Regions from separate parts of the Homo sapiens genome. Here region 1 is linked to region 2. A link is a loop called in an ENCODE intact Hi-C map of the cell type or tissue named here. Cell type or tissue: PC-3. All regions are shown on one strand. Links, peaks and the distances in the headings refer to the core of each region. The heading gives the core; the rest is flanking DNA.

Region 1 (8,426 bases), core at 1,416-6,415, 530 kb after region 2:
GTAATAGCTTTCACATAATACACCATCCTATAATTTAACAGATATTTACTATGTTCTGTATACTATATAACCTGCTAGGTGACAGGGATATGAGAGTACACAAGATAAAGTCCGTACCCTCACATGAGATTAATATCAGTGTGATAAGAGCAACATTAGGCAGGTGACATTAGAGAATTATAGAGAGTACACATGACAGGTATTTAACCCAGTGATAAGGGTCAGGAAAGGATTCCCTGACAGCAATCATAACAGTGCTGAATTTGCTGTGTCTTCTAACAAGCAGGCTCATTGAGTGTGGGTGTCTTACCTGTATAATGCAAGTTAGACCTTTAAAAGAGGGATATTTAAAATATTATTTCATTCAAGTCAAATTTAATTTAATTAATCATAACTAGAAATCCCTAATTTTACTTTCCTAGAATTTTGTTATAGTGGAAAGCAACCATGGCAGACTTTTAGAGAAGACTAAGTTTGCCTAAAATTGCCAGTCCAGCAAGAGTTTTTGGTCCGGCATATCTAATGGATTTTTTTCATTTGTATGAAAGTCAAAGGCATCACAAATTCAGTATGTATAAACCCCATTCAATCTCTTTCCTCCTAATTCTGTCCTTCCTCCATATTCGCTCTCTCTCAGTGACTGAGATGACCATCTATCCAATAATTCTAGACAGAAACCTAGGGATTTCTTAGACTTTCTGCTTCTTTTGTACTGCTCACATTCAAATGAATTCCTGTCCATCTCCTTAATTCTCTCTCAAATCTCCCTTTTTATATATCCTCATTACTGAATAATGTCTCATCAGGTCAACTTTAATGGTTGTCTAATCAGGCTCCTTGCCTCCAGTCTTAACTCTTCCAATCTATCCATCACATTGCATCTCAGATGATCTTGCTAAATAAAAGGTAAATATGATCACATCACTCATTTACTTACAATCTTTAACAGACTGATGAATATCACACAACATTCAGAACTGACAGAAACTTAAGGCTGAATTGTTCATGGGAATAAGTATAAAGTAAAAAGTAAGACTGTTATTATTTCCCATTTTGTATACAAAGCGATCCTTACTGTACTCCTTAATAGATAATCCAGGGCTTTTCATGACCTGGTTTCTGCTCCCTGCTGCAATTTCACTGCATCTTAAGCTCTAATTCTTTGACAAAAACACTGCATTTCCACGATTAACCCTTGCTTTTTTTTTTTTTTTGCCTTTGTCCCCTGTCTCATTGCATATTCTGTCTGAAAGGTCCCTCCTCACTCACCACATGGCAAGCATTTATTCATCTTTGAGGAGTCACTTCAAGCAAGACTTCCCTCATCTATGAAGTCTTTCCTGAATCCCTTCAACTACAATTGACCTGTACCTCCATCCTATACGGGCTTCTTCACAATAACTACAGTAATTTATTGCATGTTTTTGCTTTCTTATCTACTATGTCTACTAGAGAAAAAAAATCATTGTGAACAGGGCCTTACCAAGTTTCATATTCCTAGCACCTAGCACATGCTCAGCACATAGCAGGCACTCAAAAATATCTTCTGAATAAGTAAATGAACAAACTGGAATATTCTTATCATAATTTACCATCTGGCTAATTCCCTTAAGATTCAATTTCACATTGGATCTTGCAGAAAACCTTTTCTAAGCCCTCACAAATGAGTTAAGTTCCTCCTCTGCACTCCCACAGCCGTCTGTGTTGTACTAGTCACACAATATTATAATTGTTATTTATTTCTCCCACACTAGTTAGTAAATATCTTGAGAGCAGATATCTATCATCTTTGAATCTTGAGTGCTTAATGTAGTACTTACATAGTTCTAGGTATACAGTGGGTATTCAATACAGGTTTTTTGAGTAAATAAAAAGCTGTAGTTGGTAGTATATCCCAGGGTCCACAAATAATTCACTCAAATTACAGCTTACATTTTAGGTTTCCCAAGACAACTCCTCAAAGCCAATTTTGCAACTTTCAGTTACTCAACCCAACCTGAGAGCCTCAGGAATGGAGACAGTGATAGAGGACTACAGAAAATAGGACACTTCCTGAAAATTAGCAGGGGTGGGGAGGGGCAAAGTAAGAAGAGATGACCCTCTGTAAGCAAAGTTATTAAAAATCAAGACGAAAAGCAATACCAATCACTAGCATATATAGTTGATTCTCATCTATGGACCACAGTTATAGTCTGTGGTCACCAGGAGAAAATCTTGAAACAAGAGGAACAAATTAGTTTTCTATAGGCAAAGTCCTTTTAGTCAACTGTTGATAGTTTCTGATTCTATTAAGTACATATAAGATAGTACTTTTCATACTCCAAGCATTATTAAAGAGAACAACACCATGTGCCAAGCACTGAGCTTAGTACTTTACATGCATTGTCAAATACATGTACCTAATAACCATAATGAGATAGACACTATTACCTCCAAGATAGCCCCCAGTGATCCCTGCCCTCCTGGTATCTACACCTTTTAAAAGTCACCTCTTAAGTTGTTCCATGATTGGTCTGTGTTATCAATGGAATATGACAGAAGTGATGGCATGTCACTTTGGAGATTAGGTTATAAAAGACATTATCAGCTGGGCGCAGTGGCTCACACGTGTAATCCCAGCACTTTGGGAGGCTGTGGCGGGTGGATCACTTGAGGTCAGAAGTTTGAGACCTGCCTGGCCAACATGGCAAAACCCCGTCTCTACAAAAACATACAAAAATCAGCCAGGCGAGGTGGCGGCGTGCATCTGTAGTCCCAGCTACTCAGGAGGCTGAGGTAGGAGAATCACTTGAACCCAGGAGGCAGAGGTTGCAGTGAGCTGAGATCGCACCACTGCACTCCAGCCTGGGCAACAGAGCGAGACTCTGTCTCAAAAGAAAAGAAAAAAAAAAAGACATTATGGTTTCCATCTTGATTGCTTACTTTCTCTTGGGAGATGTCTGCTACCACATCATTCACGGCCCTATGGACTGGTTAACATGGTGAGGAAGTGAAGCCTCTTGCTAAATCCATGTGAGTGAACTTGGAAAGTGGATCCTTCAACCCTAGTCAAGCCTTCAGATGACCTCAGTCCAAGCCATCACCTTGACTGCCACATCAGGAGAGATCCTGAAAACCACCCAGGTAAGCCACTACCGGATTTGTGACTTTCAGAGTTCTGTGAAATAATAAATGTTTGCTGCCTTCAGCTGTTAAATGTGGGGTAATTTCGTACATAGCAATATTATCCCCACTTGACACATAAAGAAATTTGGGTTCAGGAACATTAAGTTATTTGACCAAAGATACATAGAGCTGGAATTCAAACCCATTTCTGAAACTCTCAAAGCCTAAACTCTTAGCTATTCTGCTATACTGCCTTACATATGTGTTCAATCTTATGTTATACCATATTACTTATTTTTTCCAATTAAATACCTACAATGTACCTAAGATTAAAAATGCACTGTACTATAGGTAATCTGCTAGGGTTACCAGATATTTAAAAAGGACTGAAGAGGCTATCTCCTCAGGGAGTTTATTCTGTAACATTTCAACTAAGTACCTAGTTGCTCTCAGATACCTAGTAGCTCTTAAGTACCTAGCAGTTCAAGTGATCTGCGAGAGCCACCTAGTGTTAACTCTGTTTAACTGCATTCTGCAAATTTAGCTGGACATAAATGTAAGTCACATTTCATGCCATTTGAATCCTACAAATTTTAAAGAATGTAAAACATTTAATACTCTCATTATGTGTACAAAATGAGAAATAAGGCCAATCTTTACATTTATTCACATGGGAAATTCAGTCTCGGAATTCTCCCAATTCTGAATGATACAAGGTGTTCACTCAATATGAAACTAAATACTTCAGGCTTTTCCTTTTCTGATTTCTGGCAAATCTGCATGCCTCCAGAAGTTTCTTTTCACTTAAGAGAAAGAAACAATGGGCATTTAAAAATCAATAATAAGAATATAGCAGATCCTCATTTATTTGTAAATTACATATTTGCAAATTTATCTACTCGCTAAAACGTATTTATAACCCCCCAAATCAATACTTGCAGCACCTTTGTGGTCATTTGTGGACATGTACAGAGTGGTGAAAAACTTAAATTACCTAACATGCATTTTTCCAGTTGATGCTGAACAACGATACATTCCACCTTATTCCAGCTCTCATACTGTAAACAAGTGACCTTTTCACAGTATACGTAAAGCTGTTTTTCAGATTTCATCCCCTTTTTTTTGGTGATTTCACTGTTTAAAATGGCCCCTTAGTGCTGAAGTACTGTCTAGTGTTTCTTTTCTTTTTTTTTTTTTTGAGGCAGAGACTCGCTCTTGCTGCCCAGGCTGGAGTGCAGTGGCGTGATTTCGGCTCACTGCAACCTCTGCCCTCTGCCCTCTGAGCCTCCCGGGTTCAAGCAATTCTTCTGCCTCAGCTTCCCAAGTAGCTGAGATTACAGGCATCTGCCACTATGCCCGGCTAATTTTTGCATTTTTAGTAGAGATGAGGTTTCACCATGTTGGCCAGGCTGGTCTTAAACTCCTGACCTCAGGTGATCTGCCACCTTGGCCTCCCAAAGTGCTGGATTACAGGCGTGAGCCACTGCATCTGGCCTGTCTAGTGTTTCTAAGCACAAAAAGGCTCCGCTGTGTCTTATGGAGAAAATATACATGTTAGATAGGCTTCCTTCAGGCACAAGTTATACTGCTGGATAGTTCAATGGCTGTGAGTTCAATATTAATGAATCCAAAATATATATTAAATAAGACTTCTTTAAACAGAAACATAAATAAAACCAGATTATGTATTGATCAGTTGATAAAAATGTTATGACCAGAGGCTCACAGAAACCTAATCCTGTATTTCCCCTAGGAGTAATGGTTCAATACTTGTTAATATGTTTGTGGTGACCACAGAATATAACAATGGTCCATAGATGAGAGTCAACTATATATGCTAGTGATTGGTATTCTCTATTCTATCCTTATTTCCAGTGTGTCACAACAGAAAGTTTATTTAAATTCTAAAATAGTCCTGAATGCAGAGTGCTACTGAAATTCATATAGCATAAAGAATAAATGTCTACAGTATTATCTAATTTAACCTTGTCCTAAAGATCTGTTATGTCAATTTTCATGGATTCGTTATATTTTTCTAGTACATATTACAATAAATGCATCGGCTGGGCATGGTGGCTCATGCCTGTAATCCCAGCACTTTGGGAGGCCAAGGTGGGCAGATCACCTGAGGTCAGGAGTTCGAGACCAGCCTGGCCAACATAGTGAAACCCTGTCTCTAATAAAAATACAAAAATTAGCTGGGCATGGTGGCAGGCGCCTGTAATCCCAGCTACTCGGGAGGCTGAGGCAGGAGAATAGCTTGAACCCAGGAGGCAGGGGTTGCAGTGAGCCGAGATTGTGCCATTGCATTCCACCCTGGGCGACAAAGCAAGACTCCGTCTCCAAAAAAATAAAATAAAATAAAATAGGCTAGGCGCGGTGGCTCACACCTGTAATTCCAGCACTTTGGGAGGCCATGGAGGGCGGATCACGAGGTCAGGAGATCGAGACCATCCTGACTAACATGGTGAAACCCCATCTCTACTAAAAATACAAAAAATTAGCCAGGCGTGGTGGTGGGCTCCTGTAGTCCCAGCTGCTCGGGAGGCTGAGGCAGGAGAATGGGGTGAACTCGGGAGGCAGAGCTTGCAGTGGGCCGAGATTGTGTCACTGCACTCCAGCCTGAGTGACAGAGCAAGACTCCGTCTCTAAATAAATAAATAGAATGAAATAAAATAAAAGTATCACAGTTAAAAAGTTTTAAGTGTATGTATGTGTATTACCAAAATTAATTCACATACCACCCAAAGGTTCATGTACCAACACTGATATATGAATCACATTTGGGGAAACACTGCTATATATACTATAAAAAAAGTTATCACCAAACTTTCCAATTATTAAAATCCCTTTTAATAAAGAAATTTTGCAAGCCCCTATCTGAAAATAGGTATACTTTCCTCAACTCAGATTAGGGATACTACTATGACACATCAAGAAAAAATATTTTGGTGTCTACCTGAAACTGTGTCAAATTGCCGAGATAATGGTTTAGGATCACATTGTTGATCCAAAGACTGTGTATTAGTGACAGGTGGCTGCATATAGAGAGAATGTCCCATTAAGATGTTCTCTGCTGCCGCTGTTAGCTGGGGTCTTTGTCCTTCACTAAGTTCACCCACACTGTTTTCCAAGTCCTTTAAAAAGCAGAAACAATTGTTAAAACCATTATATTAAAATCAAGTCAAAACAGGAAATCTTTGCCAAATATCATGAACAATACCCTTTGACTCCTTGGAAGGTATTTTACAAACTGCCTTCTATGCCACATATACATTACATGCAAGAAAAGTTCAAGAAGTTAGTCTAATAAGCCTCGTGATAGGCTTTGTTTTCAATATAATAATTTCATATATTTTATGAAATTAACCAGTTTTTCAAGCACCAATTAAATAGCAATAAAATACATAAGAAAAATTATATTACAATTTAAAACACTCAATGGGGCCAGCACGGTGGCTCATGCCTATAATCCTAGCACTTTAGGAGGCCGAGGCAGGTGGATCACTTGAACTCAGGAGTTCAAGACCAGCCTAGGCAACATGGCGAAACCCTGTCTCGACAAAAAATACAAAAATTAGCTGGGCATCACAGCACACACCTGTAGTCCCATTTACTTAAGGGGCTGAGGCAGGAGGCTAGCTTGAACCCAGGAGGCAGAGGCTGCAGTGAGCGAGACTGCACGACTGTACTCCAGCATGGGTGATACAGTGAGACCCTGTGTCAAAAAAAACACAAAAAATCAGCTGGGCACGGTGGCTCATGCCTGTAATACCAGCACTTTGGGAGGCCGAGGCGGCGGATCACAAGGTCAGGAGATCAAGACCATCCAGGCCAACATGGTGAAACCCCGTCTGTACTAAAAATACAAAAAATTAGCTGGGCATGGTGGCAGGCACCTGTAGTCCCAGCTACTCGGGAGGCTGAGGCAGGAGAATGGTGTGAACCCGGGAGGTGGAGCTTGCAGTGAGCTGAGATTGCACCACTGCACTCCAGCCTGGGTGACAGAGCGAGACTCTGTCTCAAAAAAAAAAAAAAAAAAAAAAAAATCAAAACCACTAAATGCTGGTATGCATTACACATTGTTCATACAGCTTAAAATGGGAATAACAGAAAATTTCTCTCATTCTTCATGAATAAAAATTGCCTAAAGTTTGTTAGTGTAAACTTTACAATAAACAATTGATGAGGAGAATAATATACTTTAAACAGCATAAAGGTTACCCCATATATCAATAATAAGATTTTTATAAAAGTATAGAGGCCTGGCGTGGTGGCTCACACCACCCAGCACTTTGGGAGGTCAAGGCGGGCAGATCGCAAGGTCAGGAGTTTGAGACCAGCCTGGCCAATATGGTGAAACCCCGTCTCTACTAAAAAAAAAGTACAAAAATTAGCCAGGCGTGGTGGCGGGTGCCTGTAGTCCCAGCTACCTGGGAGGCTGAGGCAGGAAAATCACTTGAAACCAGGAGGCAGAGGCTGCAGTGAGCCGAGACTGAGCCACTGAACTCCAGCCTGGGCGACAGAGTGATACTCTGTCTCAAAAAAAAAAAAAAGTATACAGATTATAGAAGAATACTTTAGTCATATTTAATAATGTTATTTTCCTTGGGAAAAATAAAAAATACAAAAAGCACAAAAATCGTTGGCTGGGCATGGTGGGTCACGCCTGTAATCTCAGCACTTTGGGAGGCCGAGGTGGGTGGATCACCTGAAGTCAGGAGTTCCAGACAATCCTGATCAACATGGCAAAAACCCATCTCTACTAAAAATACAAAATTAGCGGGCATGGTAGTGCATGCCTGTAACCCCAGCTACTCGAGAGGCTGAAGCAGAAGAATCACTTGAACCCAGGAGGTGGAGGTTGTGGTGAGCCGAGATCCCGCCACTGCATTCCTGCCTGGGCAACAAAAGCGAAACTCCGTCTCAAAAAAAAAAAAAAAATTGTTTTAAATGAAATCTATGAAATAAATGAACAAATGAAAAAATATAAGACTCCTATTTTCTTTCTGTATTAAAAAATTATATATCCTAATCACTAGTACATTTTATGACTTGAGATATTCTAATTAATGAATTTACTAATTAAGAACTGAAGCAAAATTCCAATTATCTGAAAGCTCCCATGTTTCTCATTTAAAAGGGGTTTAATTTCAACCAACAAGTGTTTTTTTTAACTAGACTATATGAAGAAATCACTGCTGAAACACCTTTGATGATTCCATTGACTATAAAATAAAATCTAAACTTCTTAGCTCAACATTCAAGATTCTCTTCAATTTGCCTTCATTCTCCTATGTACATCTCTATCTCTCCTTATT
Region 2 (8,426 bases), core at 1,475-6,474:
TTCTTTTCTCTTTTCTTTTTTTCTTTTCTTTTCTTTTCTTTTTTCTTTTCAAGGTTTCCTTCTATTGCCCGCTGGAGTGCAGTGGAGTGATCTTGGCTCACTGCAACCTCTGCCTCCCAGGTTCAAGCGATCCTCCCACCTCTGCCTCTCGAGTAGCTGAGACAACAGTTATGCACCACTCCACCTGGCTAATTTTTGTATTTTTTCTAGAGATGGGGTTTCACCATATTGTCCAGGCTGGTCTCGAACTCCTGAGCTCAAGCAATCCACCCACCTTGGCCTCTCAAAGTGCTGGGATTACAGGCATGAGCCACCACGCCCATCCCACATTTCCTTTAAATGTGCCCATTAAATCACTTGAATCCCACCAGCGCCTTCTCTCCTGTAATACCCGGAAGTCTCAGGATGATTGACCTTTATCTCATTCAGGAGGTTGGTCCCTGATTCCCATTCCCAGTCATTGCTACATGCATCCAAGGTGCTCCATGTCAAATCTGTCTGGGGCTCCCAATTTACAATGCTTGAATACACAGCTCCTTCACCTGAAGGACCAGGTGAAGTTCTACTATTCCCTGCATCACCCAGAACAACTTGTGCAGATAATGGATGTTGCCTACCCAAAAGCCATTCCCCTTTCCTACTCTCTTGCTAGTATATAATCCTACCTGATAGAGAACAATGGGAAATATATCAGGGGCTTCAGGAAAAGGTTTTTCTTAGTAAGAAGAAATGCATGGGAGGAAAAACAACTTTCCATACACATTGAATGTGGTCAAATCTCCAAGTGATGCCTGGAACTACTGCCACCATTATGAGACAATGAGGGGAGAGGTTGTCAACATGCTGAGAATGGTGAGAGAAAAGACTGGAAGGATCTGGCTTCATTGCGCATATTAGTTTGCTGAACCAAATCTGGAACCACTGTGCCTCTGAGCTTCTCATGGAAAGTAATATACTTATTACCTATGCCAATTTTAGCTGGGTATTGTGTCATTCATAGGCAAAGGCATCCTAACTGGGACATACTGTCTCTATGGGAAGGTTCACAATTGCAGGGGTCAACCGCTAACCCCAGCTCTTTTCCACCCTCATGGTGATTTTATTTACGGGCCTCAATCACATTTTACTGCTACTTAGTTAAGCCACCATAATTCTCCCCAACAAGTTTCAGTAGCTATGAATTACTGATAGGAGTCAGATTCTTGTTCCTCACCTCCCACCAAATGTTTGGACTCATGCAAATTTGCCTACAAATTCCTAAGCAACTGTCAAGTTCATTGTCTTGGTCCATTTTGTATTGCTGTGCAGGAATATCCGAGGATGGGTAATTTGTAAATAAAAAGGGACTATTTGGCTCACAGTCCTGATGGCTGAAAAAGTTTGAGATTGGGCATCTGCATCTGGTGAAGGCCTCAGGCTGTTTCTACTCATGGTGGAAGGTGAAGGGAAACTGACTTGTGCAGAGATCACAGGTTTGCAGAGAAAGGAAGCAAGAGAGAGAGAGGTGAGGTGCCAGGCTCTTTTCAACAACCAGCTGTCATGGAAACTAATAGAGTGAGAACTCACTCGCCCCAGAGGGAGGGCATTAATCTGTTCATGAGGGATTCACCCCCTGACCCAAACACCTTCCATTGTGCCCCACCTCCAACATTGAGGATCAAATTCAAACAAGAGATTTGGTGGGGACAAACAAACCATATCCAAACTACAGCATTCATTATGTCAAATTTTCTTACAGAATAAAAATGCAAAAGTTCTCTTCACTGTGCATCTGCTACACAATAACTTCATAATTATAGAAGCAAAGTATGCTCATATAAAGAACTAGAAAATACGAAAAGATGAAAAGACAAGAATTTCAATATACCATCCAGAAACATGTTCACTTTGAACATGTTCACATGTATTTTTCTTTTGAATCTTACGCAATTGAAATCATACTGCACCTACTATTTTGTATCCTGATTTATTCACTTAACATTATATTGTTTTTCATTTTGCATTACTATTTTTCAAAAATCACGATGTTTAATTTTGGAAAATATCCTATTATGAGGATGTACCCAAATATATTTAATCATTCTGTTATATAAAAAGAAGATATATAATATAGATGTTAAATCTATGGGTTCTGGAACCAAAATCCCCACTCCAATTTGTATTAGATGTGTGACCTTCAGCAAGTTGCTTAACCTTTTGGAGGCATGGCTTTCTCATCTCCAAAATGGGTATAGTAATAACACCTACCTGCTAGGCTTGTTGTGAGAAACAAGTAAGAGGGCTTAGTAGGATCTGGTACAAAGTTAATATTCAATAAAGATTTGTTATTGTTATTATTATTATAAAAATGTGAGGTTATTTTCCATTTTCTCAAACGTAAATAGGACATCCATTCCTCAAAACATCCTTGAACATACATCACTTTTTGCATCTGATTAATTTTTGGAATCATTTCCTAGAAAGGGAATTCTTGGTTAATGCCTATTTTATTTTGATAATTTATCAGATTTTTATAAAGATGAAAAAGCAAATTCAAGCCTCAAGGGGAAAGGGTGAAAAGAATACATTCCCTGAACAAAATAAGTATTTTCCTACTCACTGTCCCAACATTATAGGGCAGATTCACCCATATCCTTAAAAGTTGAGCTTTCTATCCTTAAATTGAAGTAAAGAAGTTCATCCATAGGTCAAAATTAGCTCTTAACATAATGACAGGTCTGTTTTGGGCACTACTTAGATGGCATGCTGGAATGGTATTTTCTTTTTCAGTAATAGATTCTCACTTTCCTTTTTGAAAAGAAATGTGATTAAGCAAAAATCTATGCTCTTTTATTCATACAATTATTAAAAACTCATGGGAGCACAAGAAGTGGCTAAGAGGGTCCTTTCTGGAGGGACCCTCATTGTAGCTCCCCAGGTATAATTTTAATGAGCAATTAAGGAGTCTCGTCAATCAATTGTCAATTTCCTCAGATACACTTTTCATTCATTCTACATTCTGATTGAGGTTGTTAGCATATCTTTAGCTGCCTGCTTGCCACTACTTCTAAGAAAGGCCACAGCCTCTGTCCTGAATTCTTAGTTACTGGTCCATGAATACTCTACCCATGATGGCAGACAATGAGAAAATAATGAAAGGAAGAATGCACCTTCTGTCTTCCCTGCTCAGAAAATCCCTTCACCAGACTCACTTCTCCTACCTAATCCTTTGAATCTTTAGATTGCATATAAACATTGTTTTGGGTTCAGTTTAATGGCATAAGAGCCATTAAGAAATACTCCACTAACTTCCAGCGGTTTGAAGTCTAGATTCTGTGACAGATTGATATGTTTTAAAATGCACCCTTCCTGAAAGGACGCTCTGTAACTTACGTCTGTGCCACTTGCTTCTGCTGCCCTCCTGTGGCTTCCCGGGGTCCTAACAACGTGTGCAGCCTTTTGTCCAGCTGCCCAGTCTCACCCTTTGTCATCTGTTTTCTCTGCTGTTTATTCTCCTCTTTACCCTCATCTGTGATAGCTGTAGGAATTCAGGCCCTCAGTGACTCATCCAGATTTATGGCTCCAATTTGCCCCCAGGATTGCAATGTTATGCTCTGCTAGACTCTATTCCCTTCCAGCATTGGTGCTCCTCATGTGTGACTAAATGCTCTTTCTTCTTTGATAGGAAGTGTATATTCTAAGTAATGGTGCATTCAGTTAAGTGATTATTTGTTTAAAAATTATATTCTCAATCCTCGCTTATAATATGCCACTTCATCAGGCGCCAATGATCAGGCTGGGCACATGTGTTAGCAAAGCTTGGCTTGTTCACTGTGTGTATTACAGGCATTTGCAGGGAGATTTTTCGCAGGAGCCTTTGTCTTTTATTTTTTACTTTTCTCACCATGCAGTCAAATATGCCTTTTCTTAGTTCAGCGAGCCTTGTTAAGTTTGATCTACAATCTAGGGAAGACTTCTAATTCAGAGTAATTTGCCAAGATGAAAGACCTGATCTGCTTTAAGAGAAATTAATCATTTCCCTTTGCCTGGAACTTTCTCAAGTTTTGAGGAATGATTTTGTCTCCTTTCTGCATGGAAACATTCTTTTAAAATTTTTAAATATTTTAATTTCATTGCAAGACAATAGTAAGTGGGGTAAGACTGAGGTCTAGCATTAAGAACAGTTATCTACTCATTGTCTTTTAACACATCAGTACTTTTTAAAGAATGCAGGTAAATGATACTAGGTCCTGGATATATGACATATACTAGTGATTTATTTATTTTAATTAATTAATTTATTATTATTATTTTGAGACAGAGTTCACTCTGTCACCCAGGCTATAATGCAGTGGCGCGATTTCGGCTCTCTGTAGCCTCTGCCTCCCTGCTTCAAGTGGCTCTCATGCTTCAGCTTCCCGAGTGACTGTGATTATGGGTGCCCGCCACCACGTCTGGCTAATTTTTGTATTTTTTGGTAGAGATGGGTTTTTGCCATGTTGGCCAGGCTGGTCTTGAACTCCTGACCTCAGGTGATCTGCCTGTCTCAGCTTCCCAAAGTGCTGGGATTACAGGCATGAGCCACCGCCCCCGGCCTATACTAATGATTTAGATATTAGGACGAGTATGACCTCTAGTGCTCTCTACCTTTGTGACCAGGTCACTCAACCTCACAGCATCTCACTTTATTCATCTTTAAAATAGACATTATAATACATATTTTGCAGGGTTGTTATGACAAACCGATGTGACATTTTACACACTGTAAATCAAGATATAAATATAAAATATTATTATGTATGCCCTTTTTTGGGGGGAAATAAAGGAATACAGCATCAAAACAACCAACCAACAAAGATGCTTCTCTAATGGGCCCTTTATAAAACTTAGCTAGTAGCAGATAATTCAGAAAAATAAATTGTATTCTAAAGATAGTTTCTTCTATTGACCTATCTTAAATATGAGAACTTTTTTTTCTTTATTTCTTCTAAAACAAAAAAACCATGATACATGTGCAGAACGTGCAGGTTTGTTACATAGGTATACGTGTGCCACGGTGGTTTGCTGCACCTATTGACCTGTCCTCTACGTTCCCTCCCCTCACCCCCTACTCCTCAAAAGGCCCTGGTGTGTGTTGTTTCCCACTCTGTCCATGTGTTCTCAATGTTCAGCTCCCACTTATGGTGAGAACATGCGGTGTTTGGCTTTCTGTTCCTGTGTTAGTTTGCTGAAGATGATGGCTTCCAGCTTCATCCATGTCCCTGCAAAGAACATGATCTCATTCCTTTTTATGGCTGCATAGTATTCCATGATGTATATGTACCACACTTCCTTTATCCAGTCTATCATTAATGGGCATTTGGGTTGGTTCCATGTGTTTGCTATTGTAAATAATGCTGCAATAAACATATGTCTTTATAGTAGAATGATTCATACTCCTTTGGGTATATGCCCAGTAATGAGATTGCTGGATCAAATGGTATTTCTGGTTCTAGATCCTTGAGTAATTGGCATAATGTCTTCCATAATGAGAAGACAGAAAATATGAGAACATTTGTAGTGTATATAATTTACAGTTTCTACTATTAAAGCAAAACCTCCTAGCACAGATAGACCTTAGGTTGTAATTCACAAAACAATGAACTTGCATTTGGGGGAGAAAATAGGACAATTCCAAACTTAGATATTTTCGTAAGTGATTCTGGCCAGTTCCTGAGTCCAGTTGATTTTAAGGCACAAGATTGACCTGAAACAGTCAAAATGGTCACCTTACAAGAGAAATAGAGAAAACATAGCAGAAAATGCACGAGCATCATTAACAAATTCCTCTACGTGACTTCAAAGACACATTCAGGGAAGGCTACCCCCACTGAGGAATTGCTTTCCCAAGTCCTGTTGCTGCTGGCTTCAATGTGGGGCCACCTCATTTCATTAGCCTTCATTCTGCACAGCTGCCAACCATTACTTCCTCCCTTGGATCTTAGGAAGTCTTAACTGTCATTTCAAGAGTCAGATTATATAATAGTTTAACTGAAACATTGTAGTTGTTTTTGGCACAATGACCTATGTCAGATAAATTTTTAAAATAAGTAGAACACCTTTTTATTTAAAATTTGTTGATTTAGGAAGTATTTGTATAGGTTCGTTACATGGGTCTACTGAATGATGCTGAGGTTTGGGCTTCTAATGTTCTTGACACACAAGTAGTGAACATAGTACCCAATGGGCAGGTTTTCAACACGTGTTCCCCTTCCTCCCTCCCTGCTTTTTGGAATCCTCAGTGTTTATTGTTCGCATCTTTGTGTCTATGTCTACCCAATGTTTAGCTCTCTCTTAGAAGTGGGAACGTGTGGTATTTGGTTTTCTGTTTCTGTGTTAATTCACTTAGAATAATGGCCTCCAGCTGCATTTATGTTGCTGCAAAGGATATGATATCATTCTTTGTTATGGCTGAGTTGTATTCCATGGTGTATATGTGCCACATTTTCTTTATCCAATCCACTATTCATAGGCACCTGGTAGAGCCCCCTTTTAAAACCAAACCCCACATGGAATTCCAGTTTATAAAAGAGTTCAGAGAGGGAACTACTCCACTTGAAGGAGGGGTTGGGAAAGTGTCTAAAATATCTGAGATCCTCTTTCACCCCTTCTTCCAATCCTCTGGTAGTGGCTCCCCAGCCACCTCCAAAGATCTTTAAGACTCTAGGCAGCACAAACTGAAAAAAAGTAATCTATGCCAATATAACAATTGATTTTCTAAATAAGAAACTAGAACAAAATTCTACAATAATTAAAGGATTAGCTAGCAATGAAAGAAACCAGATCAGTCTTGAGAGAGAAGATTCCTGAGAAAAGAAGCAAAGGAACTGTCTGGAATCACGGTCATGTTCTGTATCTTGACAGGCGTATGGGTCATACAGGTGTAAGCTGTTGTCAAAACTAAAGTGTACAGTTAGGATCTATGATCTCACCATACATAACATAAAATAAAATAACTGAAGGCCAGATCCAGCTGAAATCCTGTTGGTCTCCAGATAAATACTGACTCATATTCACTTAACTAAAAAGATGCCCTGTGGCTTGAGTTTGTTTCATCTATAAAGATCAAGCACATGTTTATGGAGCATCACCTATTTTCGGCTATAATTCCAAATTAAGTAACACAATTCAACAACATTAGCTCAATGGTTGCAAGGTATATCATTGTTCAACTTATAGTCCCAATTTATCTTTGATAGCGATGCAGAAAGAACAAACTGCCCATATTAAATCAATCAATACTTCGTACCATGATCAGGAGACTAAGTACCATAATACCATGGACACCATTCCCAGAAAAATGACTCCGTAAAACAGCTGAGTTTCAGGTCAAAGTAAAGTGTTAATTCTCAACTGGAACTAAGAGTTAAGAATTTCATCCCCAAACAGTGGCTCATATAGTTTTTGATTCTTTACACACCATCATGATTTTGATCAAATCTAAAGATTTTCCCTTTAGATGTGTGTGCATGCATACACAAATACACATGCACACACTGCAAATATTGCAGGCATATTCAGAGGCTAATACTGCCCGAAGCCTATCCATGGATTCCAGGTAAAGAATCTGCACTCAAAATCTTTTCTCAGCTGCAGAAAATCTCATTTGAGACTAATCACTATAGTGTGGTAGAATAATAAAGAAAATTTCGCAGGGGCCATGAGTTAATGTTGTATTTCTGAGGTAGTTGGGTTTTTTTATTGTTGAGAAATTAGTTTTCTTCAAATTGGCTCACATTAAAATAATATCTAAGATATGTGCAGCATTGTTTGGTTTTCAGAGCACTGGCATATAATGCCATAAGACTTACTTCAGGAATTTTATATAATAGACATCCACTGAATTAAAATTTAAAGTCCTGTGTCTCACCCAGCAATTCTAGAAGGTTTCAACTTCATTTGTGGATAGGAAAACTCAAGTACAGAGTACCCAATATGAGCTGGCTAGTCAGCATCAGACTAAAAAGACTGAATCCTTGTTCCAGCAACAGCCCCTTTCTTTTGGCTATGTTGCCAACCAAATGTTTTAAATAAGTAAATAGCAACAAAACAATAATGATAGTTATTCACTCTGGACTGAGAATTTGGAGCCAGGATTTTAAATATGGGTTTACACTAAATGATAATCTTTAAAGATAATATGAGCATATTCTTTATCATCTGGCAATTGTCTTAAACTGAGATTGCTACTTCCTTCTCATTGTCCAAGTTTATATTTGTGCCTGCCACTGTGTTTGTACTGTGTGAAAGCCAAATAATTTCATGGCAGCCCACAAAAAAGAAAGGTTTCCAGAAGCTGAAATAGGGAAATGTAATGAGATCTATATTCACAGAGCACATAGTAGTTTGAGAAAGACGCTCAATGAATGCTGATGTTGATTGAACACTTAGTTCCAAAAATATCTTTC

What was found. Hi-C counts contacts between places; a loop is a spot of excess contacts. Peaks named below come from ENCODE experiments on the same cell type or tissue, not always from the same donor. Only the 100,000 strongest peaks of a DNase experiment are listed, where the experiment ranks them.
Region 1: a loop joins it to region 2, with 6 times the contacts of the local background. A loop is called at or near these places in 19 of 110 quality-filtered maps.

Annotation. Positions count from the first base shown.
Region 1 is chr14:58,496,599-58,505,024 of GRCh38, reverse strand. It overlaps KIAA0586, which reads right to left. Exons shown (of 31, transcript NM_001329943.3): 27 at 6,065-6,242. Among named protein-coding and RNA genes, the nearest start is that of KIAA0586, 73 kb to the right of the region's middle. RefSeq lists a silencer at 3,480-3,774. In PC-3, for the core only: CTCF peaks have their summits at 3,412 and 3,614 (motif pointing left); a DNase peak (open chromatin) is centred at 3,604.
Region 2 is chr14:59,023,738-59,032,163 of GRCh38, reverse strand. No RefSeq gene overlaps it. Among named protein-coding and RNA genes, the nearest start is that of DAAM1, 160 kb to the left of the region's middle. RefSeq lists a silencer at 3,383-3,432. In PC-3, for the core only: a CTCF peak has its summit at 3,406 (motif pointing left); DNase peaks (open chromatin) are centred at 3,513 and 5,383; H3K4me3 peaks cover 352 bases; H3K27ac peaks cover 344 bases; H3K27me3 peaks cover 528 bases.